2 separate regions of the Homo sapiens genome follow, and region 1 is linked to region 2. Evidence: chromatin contacts called from ENCODE Hi-C or POLR2A ChIA-PET data. All regions are on one chromosome and are shown on one strand. Each heading gives the region's core, a stretch centred on a gene start or an enhancer-like site at or near the end of the contact. The rest is flanking DNA. Distances are from core to core; before and after follow the strand shown.

Region 1 (2,700 bases), core at 21-2,520, 310 kb after region 2:
ATAGAGAGAATGGATCTGGGAAAGAGACCACAGCTTCAGCCATCTGGAAAGGGAATTCTGGGGCCACAAGTATTCAGAACTTGGTCCTGAAGTGCCAAACCCTGTGGACTCCCTCATCCTGGGGTGGGATTGCTGGGTCTTAAAATGTACATAATTCCTGATGCTCCTCTCTGATTTCAAAATAGCTTTTTAGGCCGGGCGCGGTGGCTCACGCCTGTAATCCCAGCACTTTGGGAGGCTGAGGCAGGCGGATCACGAGGTCAAGGGTTTGAGACCAGCCTGACCAACATAGTGAAACCCCGTCTCTACTAAAAATACAAAAATTAGCCGGGTGTGGTGGCGTGCGCCTGTTGTCCCAGCTAGTCGGGAGGCTGAGGCAGGAGAATTGCTTGAACCCGGGAGGCAGAGGTTGCAGTGAGCCGAGATCGCACCATGGCACTCCAGCCTGGGTGTCAGAGTGAGACTCTATCTCCAAAAAAAAAAAAAAAGCTTTTTAAACTACCTCCTTGGCATGGGGCACTCCAGGTGTCGAAATCAGACGGGGAGTGGTGATTAGAGGGGAGTTCCTAAAGTATAGGGCCCAGGGGCCCAAGTATAAGGGCCACACTTTGTGTATATGATTTCTCCTTTCCTGCCATGAGTGCAGGGTCTGTACCTGGCTGTATCTCCAGCATCTATCACGACTGAAAACCCAAACGTATTTGCTGAATGGATAGTATACTGGCCTCTGCACCAGAAGACCTGGGGTCCAGGCCCAGTACTGTCGGAAACAGTTCTTCATACTTTATTACCTCGTTTAAACTTTTCTTAGCCATTATATTGATAAAAATTCCAAGAGGTGAAGTGACTCTCCCAAGGTCGCAAAGCTAGAAGAGGTAGAGGCTGGAACTGCACCCCGCCATCGGTCCTCCTCTCTTACTCATTTTTTTTTTTCCCCTCACTGTGCTGGGGTGGAGAACCGGGACCGGCACCTTCGAGAGGCCAGGCCTCTGCTGCAGCCCCTCTTCTCCAGCTCCGCTCGGCACTCAGCCTCCCCGCGCCGCTGGGTCAGGCGCCCAGCTCCGCCGAAACCCTCCCCTCCCGCCGCGCTCCCTCCGCGCTCCCTCCGCGCTCCCTCCGCGCTCCCTCCGCGCTCCCTCCGCGCTCCCTCCGCGCTCCCTCCGCGCTCCCTCCGCGCTCCCTCCGCGCTCCCGAGGCCCCGCCCCTCCCCTCGGGCCAACGTCACGTGCCGCCCCATCCCCCTGCGCCTGCGCACTGCTTATTTCCCGCTGTCAGGATGAGGAGGCGGAGGTCGGCGGTCGGGTCCGTCTCTGCCCGCGGCTGTGGCGGCGCCGGCGGATCCAGCCTTAGCGGTTTCTCTCTGGGCGGCGGCGGCGGCGGCTCGGTTGACGCCTCCTCCGCCAGCTGAGCCCGCGGGAGCCCAGGACGCCGCTTCCCCGCCCATCCCCGCTCCCCGAGGCCGGCCGCCTGGTCATGGCGCAGCCGGGCCCGGCTTCCCAGCCTGACGGTGAGGCGCCCACCATGGCAGGCGCGGCGGGCGCGGCCTGCCCGGCGTCGGCGTCGCGGGAGGATTTCGGGGCGGGCAGGCGGCGGCAAGGGCGCGCGCAGGCCCCGGGGGTGACCCCGCCGGGCGGAGGCGGGGGCGCGCGGGCTGCGGCGCGCGAGGGCGGCGCGGGCGCCCCGGCTGCCGTCGCTGGGGAGGGGGCGGGAGGCGCGGGTGCAGCGCTTGCGGGAGGGCAGAGGGAAGGGCGTGGGGAGGCTGCTGGGTAGCGTGGGGTAGTGTGGGGAGGGAGCGGTTCTGGGTAGCGGGGGACCGGCACGTGGGTTCTGCCCGTGGGGGAGGATGGAAATCGGGAACATGTGCTATATTCGTTAAAGAAAAAAAATCTTAGCTTAGGTAGTGTACCCTCCCTGCCGCCCCAATCCTTGCTATAGAACTCTTTGCACCCAGTTATGTGACCTGAAAGTAGTTGTGTACAGTAACTGGATTTAGTAGCATTCCCTGAATGGCAGTGTGGCTTAATGGTTAAGTGTTGGGGCCTGGGAGTCTAGAGGACCTGTATTCTTAACCAGCAAGCTCTGGGCTCATTTCTTAGCCTCGTTGAGCCTCAGTATTCTCACCCACGAATTAACCAAGAGGTTAATTCATGCCTTTATATTTTATCTATAAAAATAGCAACACGAATGTGTATATACAATAATAGTATTATGGAGGTATTAGGAATAATGAGAATAGTGTTTGAGAATGCTGAGGCCTACTTGCACTACTTGAAGATATTTGCTTGTGGAACTAAAAAAAAAAAAGTGAAGTCGAAGAAATGTGTCATTTATATTCTTGGAAGGAAAAAAGGGCCCCATCCTAAATAATCAAAGTTGGTTGTCAGAGCCCTTCGTGACCTTCTGGGAAATTGGACTAAGCTGTGCTTCACAGATTGACTACATGGTTCCAGGTTTTACCACCTAGAATAGATGTTTGGAAATAGTGTGCTTGGGCTTTTCCAAGGTCCCACTGTATCTAGTTGTGAAAGTACTTTCTGGTGTATTTCTATAATCAGCGTGTGTGCTTAGCATCTTTAAGTGTGAGTAGAGTAGAATGTTGGGAAAAGGGGCTTGGTACGGAGTAGGTACTTTAAAACTTGGCTTTCCTTGGGGTTGTCTCAAAATAACCTTTCGTGAAACCCTTACTTTTTATTTTTGCCT
Region 2 (2,700 bases), core at 63-2,562:
CAGTTCCCCATTCCCATCATGCTTCCTCCTTTCTCAGAGATTTCAAATAGACTCTTCTGCCTGTAACGCTTTGCTTCTCTCTCTCATTTACGGAATTACCTGTTCTGATCTCGGCTCACTGCAGATTGGGGGAGAACCTCAGGTGGCCGCTCTCACAGTTATTTTTCTCTCAGAGCACTTATCAAGTTGGTTATTAAACTTACGTGTGATCACTGCATCAATGAGCGCCCCAGCCCCGGACTGTGGCCTCCCTGAGGGGTACCCCTGGTCCCTAACGGTTGTTCAAGAAACAAGGGGACGAAGCGTAGGCAACCAGCGGCCCTTGAATACTTGGAAGGCGTCCTGCCTGCTCTGGTCCCCCTGGGGCACGTGGGGAGCTGGGACAGGGCTCGTCCGTGGTCAAGGTCCGCAGGTTTGGGAGTTGGGGTCCTGCGTTCCGCCAGTATCATCCCAAGCTGCAACACGAGCAGCCCCGGGGAGGCTCCCACCGCCCTGCAGGGCCGCGCCCTACGCCGGCCGCCGAACTCCAGCCCACCCGCAGGGAAGCTACTCCGAGAACGCAGGCGGAGACAGTGGCCAATCGGACCCGGCGGGTATTCTCATCCCTCCAATCAACACTACGATCCGCCCGGGCAGCTCGGGAATTTAAGGCTACGGATGGGAAAAAGGTTGTCGGAGGGAGGCAGAAGGGACTGGGTTAAATTAAGCAGGAGGGGCAAGAACACACAGAGGACCCTGCAACCAATGGGAATTCGCAGGCTGGGGTGGTTTCGAAGGAAGGTCGAACAGGCCTGAGGAGGCAGAGCTTTAAGTTGAGATAGCCAATAGAGATGAAGGCACAGTAGATGGCGTGTCCTAAATCCAATCGAAATAGAGCTAGAGGTGAGCGGGGCAGGAATGCGGCAGGTTGGAGGCACCCTACCAATCAGACCAGGTCAGCAGCGGACAGGCGGGACGGCCGGCTAATGGGAAACAAGGACTGCGGAAGGCCAGGGTCGGGAGAAGAGGCAGGAGGCTGGCGCTATCTTTCAGGTAGCCAATCACTGTCCGCTAAGAACAGCGGGCGTGTCAGCAGCCCTTTTAGGGACTCTGAGGGTCTCGGAAGGGGCCTGTGAGGGGTCTTTCAAGGTTGAGGAGGCGGCATCGTCCAAAGAGGGAGAAGTATGGTCCCGAGAACCGGGCGAAGGAAGGCGGTTGTGAATTTGGGATCCTCACCTCGGGCCTTGCGCCGAGTCTCCTGGTCACCGAGGCTGGGTGGCTTCTCCATGGAGCTCAGGATGGAGCCCAGTAGGTCCGCCATCTTGGGAGTGACTGAGAGGGGGCGGTGCGTCTTAAAGGGAAGGGCGGAATGCCTTTAAGGCCGGAAACACGTCGGAGGCGGAAAACCCTGGGCCCGCCTGGCCTGGGCGCAGATCCCAGGCCCGCGGTGCATGGCGGCCTCCAGCTGGCCTAGGCCCCGCCCCGCCCCCGCAGACAGAGGCCGGAGGCTGGCTGGTGCAGCGATGTTTAATGGCAATTCGTATAAACCAAGCCCATGCACAAGTAGAAAGTGCCCGTGGAGCCGGCAGGAGGCCCCCGCCGCGCTAGAGAACCACAAGCCCGGCCGTGCAGCCCTCCCCGCGGCGCCTTAAATAGATTCTTCACTATACTCTGTATGTTACAGTATGTACAAGACCCCTCCCCTCGGGGGACGGGGCGGACTCCGCAACGCGTTCCTATGTACACCACCTCCCCTTCGGCCCTGAGGTCAGTGGCCAGAGTCGGGTGATGGGGTAAGACAGGGCCAGAGAGGGAGGAAACAGACGCAAACATGCGGAGTCGGGTGGGGACACGGTCAGCCCTGAAACACGAGGGGCGTGCGCAGCGAAGGCAGTGGTGGGAACCGAGGCGGATACATTCAGAGACGCGTCGAACAAATAAATAAGGCAAGTCAGGAGGGGGCCGAGTCGGGTGCAGGCAGGAGGAGCTGGGGAGCAGGGGCAGGCAGGGCTCCGGAGGTCACAGCGGAAGATGCAGGTATGTGGGGCGCGGGTTTTCTGGAGCCAGGACCAAAAGAGACGGGGCACGACCAGGAGGGACGAGGAGAGGGGTGTGGGAGCAAGGCGTGGGGAGGAGGGAGGAGGCCTACAGAGGGCTCCAACAAAGGTGAACAGGAAAGCTGCCGACAGGGGCTCCCCCTGCCCCAGAAAGCCCTCTCCCTGTTAAGACTGCACGAGGCGCCCCCAGGGTGGTGAGAAAGGCGGTGGCCAGGTCATGTGGCCAGTCCCGGCTGGGGAAGCCCTTCCAGCTCCTGGTTCTGCTTCAGTTCCCTCATCCTGCAGAGAGAAAGATAGGAGTCAGAGGAGACTGGCGGATCACGACGGGTGGCAACGCAAAAGCCCAGGGGGAGAAGGGATGAGTACCTGTGTCGGCAGCGCCGCAGGAATCTCATGATCTTCCGGGCTGCCTGGTCCTGCTTCTTGGTGAGAAAGGAGCCTCTGGTGAAAGAAACAAAAGATGGACCTCACAGAAGGCATCGCATGCCTTCGGCCCCCCCAGGAACCCTAGGCAGGGAATGGCAGTGAGGCATGATGATCAAGAGGATGAGTAAGGGGGAATGGCGTGGATGCAGTGGGTGGGCACAGAGGGCTGGGGCTGGGCCCTACTTGTTGCGGGCAGGCAGGGTGGCCGAAGTCCGGTGGGGAGGGCCGGGCCTGCGGC

What was found. A loop is a pair of places that touch in the nucleus more often than their neighbours do. ChIA-PET counts read pairs that join two places held with the same protein, here RNA polymerase II (POLR2A). Pooled maps may share reads with other maps.
Region 1: a loop to region 2 is called in a pooled map, with 13 times the contacts of the local background. The contact joins the promoter of RABEP1 here to the promoter of SPAG7 in region 2. A Hi-C loop is called at or near these places in 1 of 37 single-sample maps with no recorded cell type and 7 of 50 pooled maps. POLR2A ChIA-PET finds 5 or more read pairs at or near these places in 4 of 52 experiments (AG04450, H1, PC-9 and 1 more).

What each region holds. Positions count from the first base shown.
Region 1 is chr17:5,281,014-5,283,713 of GRCh38, forward strand. It overlaps RABEP1 (rabaptin, RAB GTPase binding effector protein 1), which reads left to right and starts at 1,271. Exons shown (of 18, transcript NM_004703.6): 1 at 1,271-1,507. The coding sequence starts at 1,474. RefSeq lists a silencer at 991-1,710.
Region 2 is chr17:4,966,505-4,969,204 of GRCh38, forward strand. SPAG7 (sperm associated antigen 7) reads right to left here and starts at 1,313. Exons shown (of 7, transcript NM_004890.3): 1 at 1,216-1,313. The coding sequence starts at 1,300. It overlaps CAMTA2 (calmodulin binding transcription activator 2), which reads right to left. Exons shown (of 23, transcript NM_015099.4): 21 at 2,646-2,700; 22 at 2,403-2,477; 23 at 1,493-2,315. The coding sequence ends at 2,252. LOC124900387 (a long non-coding RNA gene) reads right to left here and starts at 1,209. Exons shown (of 2, transcript XR_007065587.1): 1 at 1-1,209. RefSeq lists enhancers at 358-1,035, 949-1,448, 1,036-1,712, 1,713-2,390, 2,358-2,700 and 1 more and a silencer at 1,459-1,538.